2 separate regions of the Homo sapiens genome follow, and region 2 is linked to region 1. The links are chromatin loops, found by intact Hi-C in ENCODE. Cell type or tissue: endothelial cell of umbilical vein. All regions are shown on one strand. Each heading gives the region's core, and the rest is flanking DNA. Links, peaks and the distances in the headings are about the cores only. Region 1 has its middle 37 kb from the start of FAM156A. Region 2 has its middle 1.6 kb from the start of GPR173.

Region 1 (2,913 bases), core at 275-2,774:
CAGACCCCCAAACAGAACAGAGACCACACATGCTGTGACAAAGACCCCCACACACAACAGACCAAAGTTCTCACTCCTGGGAAACAAATTAAAACCATTCAGATATCTCACACCCTAGACAGAGACCCCCCCCAAACCACTCAGACACCTCCCAACCTAATACAAAACAGAAACAGAAGTTCAAGTAGCTCAGAAACATCACATAATCTTAAGATAAAGTCCCCAGACAAATCAGAGAACCTACATTCTGGGCAGAGACCCCTCCCTCCTCCAAACAGCTCAGATACTTTATACCTTAAGCAAAATTGTCCTCACCAACACCAGCTGGGAAACATCACAACTTGGGACCCAGAATTGCAAACAGCTCAGAGACTTCACATCCTGGGGTGCAGACACCTACATAGAGCTCTCACACCCAGGGACACAAATGTCCAAAAAGCTCAGAAGATGCACACCCAGGCCAGGCGTGGTGGCTCATGTCTGTAATCCCAGCACTTTGGGAGACCGAGGTGGGAGGATCACTTGAGGCCAGGAGTTCAAAAACAGCCTGATCAACATAGCGAGACTCCATATCTACAAAATAAAAAATAAAAAACTTAGCCGGGCATGGTGGTGAGCACCTATAGTCGCAGCTACTCGGGAGGCTGAGGCGGGAGGATAGCTTGAGCCTAGGAGTATGAGGCTGCAGTGAGCCATGATCAGCCACTGCACTCCAGCCTGGGCGACAGAGTGAGACTCTGAAAACAAACAAGAGAAAAGAAAAGAAGGCATATCCAGACACATAGGCACACAAAATCCACTGAGATAAAATATCCCATTCAGACACAATCTGGACCCCAAACGGCCCAGAGTGATCAAATACACCCAAACAGCATCTGAGATGTCATGCCTAAAGATACACATCCCCGAAACTGCTTCACCCGCATTACTTCCTAGGCAAACACCAAACAAGCTCAGAGACCGCTCCCTGGACATTAATTGAGTGTAGCGGGAGGAACGATGGTGCCGTGCCAAAAGCGCCAGACTAGGCTTGTCACCGAGTTAAGGATAAACAAGACTGAAAGAGCTCACGTGAAGCAAATGACTAGGGCGAACTTTGCCGGGGTGGCATCTCCAGCCCCTTTGGGACTGTCAGTTGGTGAGTAGGCCAAAGAACTCTACTGTATCAAAAGCCACACACCCTCCTCGCTCCCGCTGCCTGAACTTCAGCTCCGCAATCGTCGTGCCTGTCACAAACTGAAGGCCAATGGGAACCAGAGATGCGAAGAGGGAGGCAGGGGCTAGCCGGTCCATCCGGAGCCACTCCGCGCCCCGGAAAAGCTTAGTCGGGGCACTCTCGCAGTAACCAATCACCTCCCGGGACGGCCCTCGACCCCGCCCTTCACATCTTGGAGCCAATCGCTTGCCCCTTTGCGGTCCCCAGCGGGATTTGACTATGTAGAAACGAGGGGGTGGAGGTAAAGTGAAAATGATGCCTCGAACAGGCTGGGAGAACCGAGTGGTGCGAGTAGGGACGGACCTAACGGGGCAGGAACTGTGGCGGATGCTACACGTGGGTTTAAAGAGACCCTTAGTGCTGTCGCACACAAGGGATTATTCCAAAATGGACAGGCGGAGTGGACTGTCCTTCCTCTGCGCCCCTCAGTGGTACATCCCAGGATAGAACTGTTCCATCCCGCGCGCCCCTTGGTGGTGCAAACAAGGAACAGCTAGTGGATGCAGATACCCATGGACCATTCCGGGCTGGTCCCCAGAGGGTGAGAGGGCAAAGTCAGGACAAAAACTGACTGTATACTCACTGCAATCTTGAACAGGAGAAAAGTGTTCCTAAGCAGCAGACTTCCATTACCTTCCTGCAGCGTCCACCATCAAACGTTTACCACGTGCTGGGCATTGTGCTCACTTGTCCCTCCCTGGGTAATGCAGAATAGATCTAATGGGGGGCCTGCTGGCCTGGGAACCCAGCCACAGTCCCCCAAGGGGCAGGAGGGATGGAACTCCTGACTGGGCTCAGAAGGCCTGATGCGGGCCAGGTGTCTGTCCTTGACTGTCAGTAATGGGTGAGAGGGACAGCAGGACCTTCAAGCTCTGTTAGGGAAAGGGCCATCTCTCAGGGGCCCCCAAGGAGAATGAGTAGGCCAAATAAATCCTGTCACACCTGAATATGTGCCCTAGCAGAATCCTCAACCTGTCTAGCTATATCTCTCACCAGAATTTTGCATTGGTTTATTCATTTGCTAATTTATTCATTCTGTCCAAAGTATGTGCCAGGCACTGTTATAGGTGTTAGGAATACAGCTGTGTGGAAAGAGACAAAAACTCCTGCCCTCGTGGAGCTTACATTCTATTGGGATCATATGGCACAAAAATGTAAGCATGTAATTTGTCAGGTGGTGGTAATTGCTGTAATGAAAAGTCAGGGTAGTGAAATAGAAGAGGGGAGGATCCTATCTAGAAAGAGTAGCCAAGGAAGATCTTTCTGAGAACGTGAAATTGACATTTCAATAGGAGATGAATATCTGAGAGAAGCATTCTGGGCAGAGATAAGAACCAGTGCAAAAGTGTTGAGGTGGAACTCTGCCTAGCATGTGTGAGGCACAGTGAGGAGGCCAGTGTTGCTGGAAGAGGTGGGAGATGAGCTCAGAAAGGTAATGAGGACCAGATTATACAGGACCTTCTGGGCCATGGCAAGGACTTTGACTTACTCTGAGCGAGCCATGGGAAAGTTTTTAGCAGAGAAGCTCCTATGCTTCTTTCAGAGGCCAGAGGCCCAGGTCACTCAAAGTATAGGGAAGAGCTCCTGGTTTTGCCGAGGGACTCCTCCAGCCCCTCTGCAGCCAAATATGCCTTTCCTGGACAATCCCTTAGACTCAGAAGGTATCCTCCCAACTGCTCCCCAGAAAAATCCATGTC
Region 2 (2,913 bases), core at 253-2,752, 51 kb after region 1:
ACCCTGGGCGACAGAGTGAGACTCCATCTCAAAAAAAAAAATAATAAAAATAAAGAAAAGAAAAAAGAAAGAAAGAATGTCTCTTTAGGCCTCCTACTCAGACCCCAATGGTAATCACTATTCTGACTTCTATCACAATACATTGGTTTTGCCTGGTTTTGAACTTTATATGTATGGAATCATACAGTATTCTTTTGTCTGGTTTATTCTGCTCAGTGTAATGTTTGTGGGATTCATCCATATTGTAGTTGTAAGTCATTTCTTCTCATTGATGTATACTATTCCAATGTGCAAATATACCACAATTTATTTTTCATTCTCCTATTGATGGTATTTGGGTTGTTTCCAGTTTGCACTGTTACAAATAGTGCTTTTATGAACATTACCACAATGTCTTTTGGTAAACATATATATGCATTTTGGATGGGCACATACCTAAAAGTAGAACTGCTGGGTTATGAAGTATGCACGTGGTCGCCTTAGTAGATATTGCTAAACAGTTTCCAAAGTGGCTATATCAATTTATACTCTCATCAATACTGTATGAGAGCTCTTATCACTCCACATTCTCACCAATATTCGGTATTGTCTTTTTCTTTTTAGTCAATCTAGTGAGCATGGTTTCATTTTGTATTTTCTTGACTACCAATGAGGTTTAGCACATTTTCCTAAGTTTTTGGCCAGTTGGCTATCCTCTTTTGCAAGGTCCCTGTTCAAGTATCTTGTCTGTTATTCTTTTGGGTTATCTGTCTTTTTCTTATTGGTTGGTAAAAGTTATTTGTATATTCTGGATATGAGCCTTTTACTGGATATATACTTTGCAAATATTTTATCTAATTCTATGACTTATCTTTTCACTATTTTAATGGTATCTTTTGATAACCAGAAGTTTTAAATTTTAATGCTGTTCAATGTATCACTCCTTTCCTTTATGGTAATTACTTCTTGTCTTGTTTAATTCCTTCCTTACCCCAAAGTTATAAAGATATTCTCTTACATCATATTTTAGAAGACTTATTGTTTTGCCATTTTTTTTTTTTTGAGACAGAGTCTTGCTCTGTCGCCCAGGCTGGAGTGGAGTGGTACGATCTCGGCTCACTGCAGCCTCGACCTCCTGGGCTTAAGCAATCCTCCTACCTCAGTCTCTGGAGTAGCTGGGACCACAGGTGCGCACCACCACGTTCTGCCAATTTTTGTATTTTTAGTAGAGACAGGGTTTTGTCATGTTGGCCAGGCTTTTCTCAAACTCCTGAGCTCAAGCAATCTGCCTGCCTTGGCCTCACAAAGTTCTGGCATTACAGGCGTGAGCCCGTGCCCAGCCCGTTTTGCCTTTTTTTGTTTGTTTTTCGAGACAGAGTCTTGCTCTGTTGCCCAGGCTGGAGTGCAGTGGTGAGAACACAGCTCACTGCAGCATCCTGGGCTCAAGTGATCCTCCCACCTCAGCCTCCCAAGTAACTGGGACTACAGGCGCACACCACCATGTCCAGATAAGGTTTAAATTTTTTATAAAGACGGGGTCTCAATATGTTGTCCCGGGTGGTCTCAAACTCCTGAACTCAAGCAATCCTCCTGCCTTGGCCTCCGAAAGTGCTGGGATTACAGGTATGATCCACTACACCCGGCCTCCAAAACATTTTCTAATTTTCCATGGATTTTTCTCCCTCCCCAAAGCATGTGGGCATAAAAATGACCACCGGAGGGCCTTGTCAAAAGGCAGGTTTTGAAGCCCCATCTGAAAACCTCCTAGATTAGTATTTCTGGGAGGTAGGCTTGGGTATCTACACTTTACAAGTTCTCCAGGGGATTCAGATGCAAGTGGGTTCCAGGTCCACAGTCTGGTAGCAGAGCCTGCATTTCCTAAGGGCAGAGAGCATAGGTCTGAGTCACCCGGTACTGTTAGTGCCCAGCACTGGGCCTAACATAAAACCATTTGTCATAAATGAAGGAACCAATGGATGAAGGAAGAAAGGAAATAAAACACAATTTCTTATATCAAGATAATTTGAATTCTTGAATGCTGTAACTTAGGGGAACCACTGAAGCATCATTTGGTCCCAATTTAATCATATTTGAAACAAATATTTTTTTCCTTGTCTTCATATCTCTGCCTACCAAGCGTTCTCCTCACCTCTCCTATTCTGTTGTCCTGGGACATGGCTTTAAGTATGGGTTCTGCCTGTCTGCTGGCCCCGAGAAAGTGGGGATGGCACAGGAGATATCCTGAGAGGGGCTGTTCAGAGTTGGGCAGCGCTCCTTTCCCACCCCAACCCCCCAGCCAACCTCCAGGCCTTGCAGGGAAAATGCCCATAGAACCCCATTCTAAATCAGTTTATGAATCCCACCTCTCCGGGCCCTAAGCATGCCTCCCAGCCCAAAGCTTTTGAGAAACTTTCGCCGGACCTTTGTCCCGACCCAGATCCTAGCGTCCTCTATGCCCTGCCTCCTCTGCACTTGTAGCCCATGTGAGTTGCTCTCTCAGCAGCCTCTTGGCCATCTCTCCCCACCTCCACTCATGCCTCTCTCGAGCATCTCAGAAAGGCCCGAGCCTGACTTCCCCAGCCAGCTATTGTCCTGGCAGCACAGCCGCCACGCCAGCGTCCCCACCCAGTCAGCCAGCCGGCTGCTCCCTGGCCTCGCCAGCACCCCCCGCCCCCCCCCCCGCTCCCCGCCCCGCCCCAGGGAGGACCAGGCTGGCAGCTGGGAGTCTCCCTGCCTGCTCAGCCTTCCTCCTTCCCTCCCTCTCCCTCCCTGCCTCCCTCCTCCTCCGCCCGCCCCTGAGGCAGGGACCGTGCAAATCGAGGAGAGGGGGGACGGACAGGCCTGATGGGGTCCAGCTTAGGGCCCCGGACTCCCCACTGATGCTCTATCCAGGCTGGGTGTCCCCAGCATCGTGGGACCTGGATTTGTGTGCAC

What was found. Hi-C counts contacts between places; a loop is a spot of excess contacts. Peaks named below come from ENCODE experiments on the same cell type or tissue, not always from the same donor. Only the 100,000 strongest peaks of a DNase experiment are listed, where the experiment ranks them.
Region 2: it touches region 1 in a loop (8-fold over the local background); 7 of 110 quality-filtered maps call a loop at or near these places.

Annotation. Positions count from the first base shown.
Region 1 is chrX:52,994,235-52,997,147 of GRCh38, forward strand. It overlaps a transcript of FAM156A not described here. Among named protein-coding and RNA genes, the nearest start is that of FAM156A, 37 kb to the left of the region's middle. In endothelial cell of umbilical vein, for the core only: a CTCF peak has its summit at 1,680; a DNase peak (open chromatin) is centred at 1,347; H3K4me3 peaks cover 1,404 bases; H3K27ac peaks cover 847 bases.
Region 2 is chrX:53,045,724-53,048,636 of GRCh38, forward strand. No RefSeq gene overlaps it. Among named protein-coding and RNA genes, the nearest start is that of GPR173, 1.6 kb to the right of the region's middle. In endothelial cell of umbilical vein, for the core only: a CTCF peak has its summit at 1,702 (motif pointing right); no DNase peak of the experiment used is centred there; H3K4me3 peaks cover 523 bases; H3K27ac peaks cover 517 bases.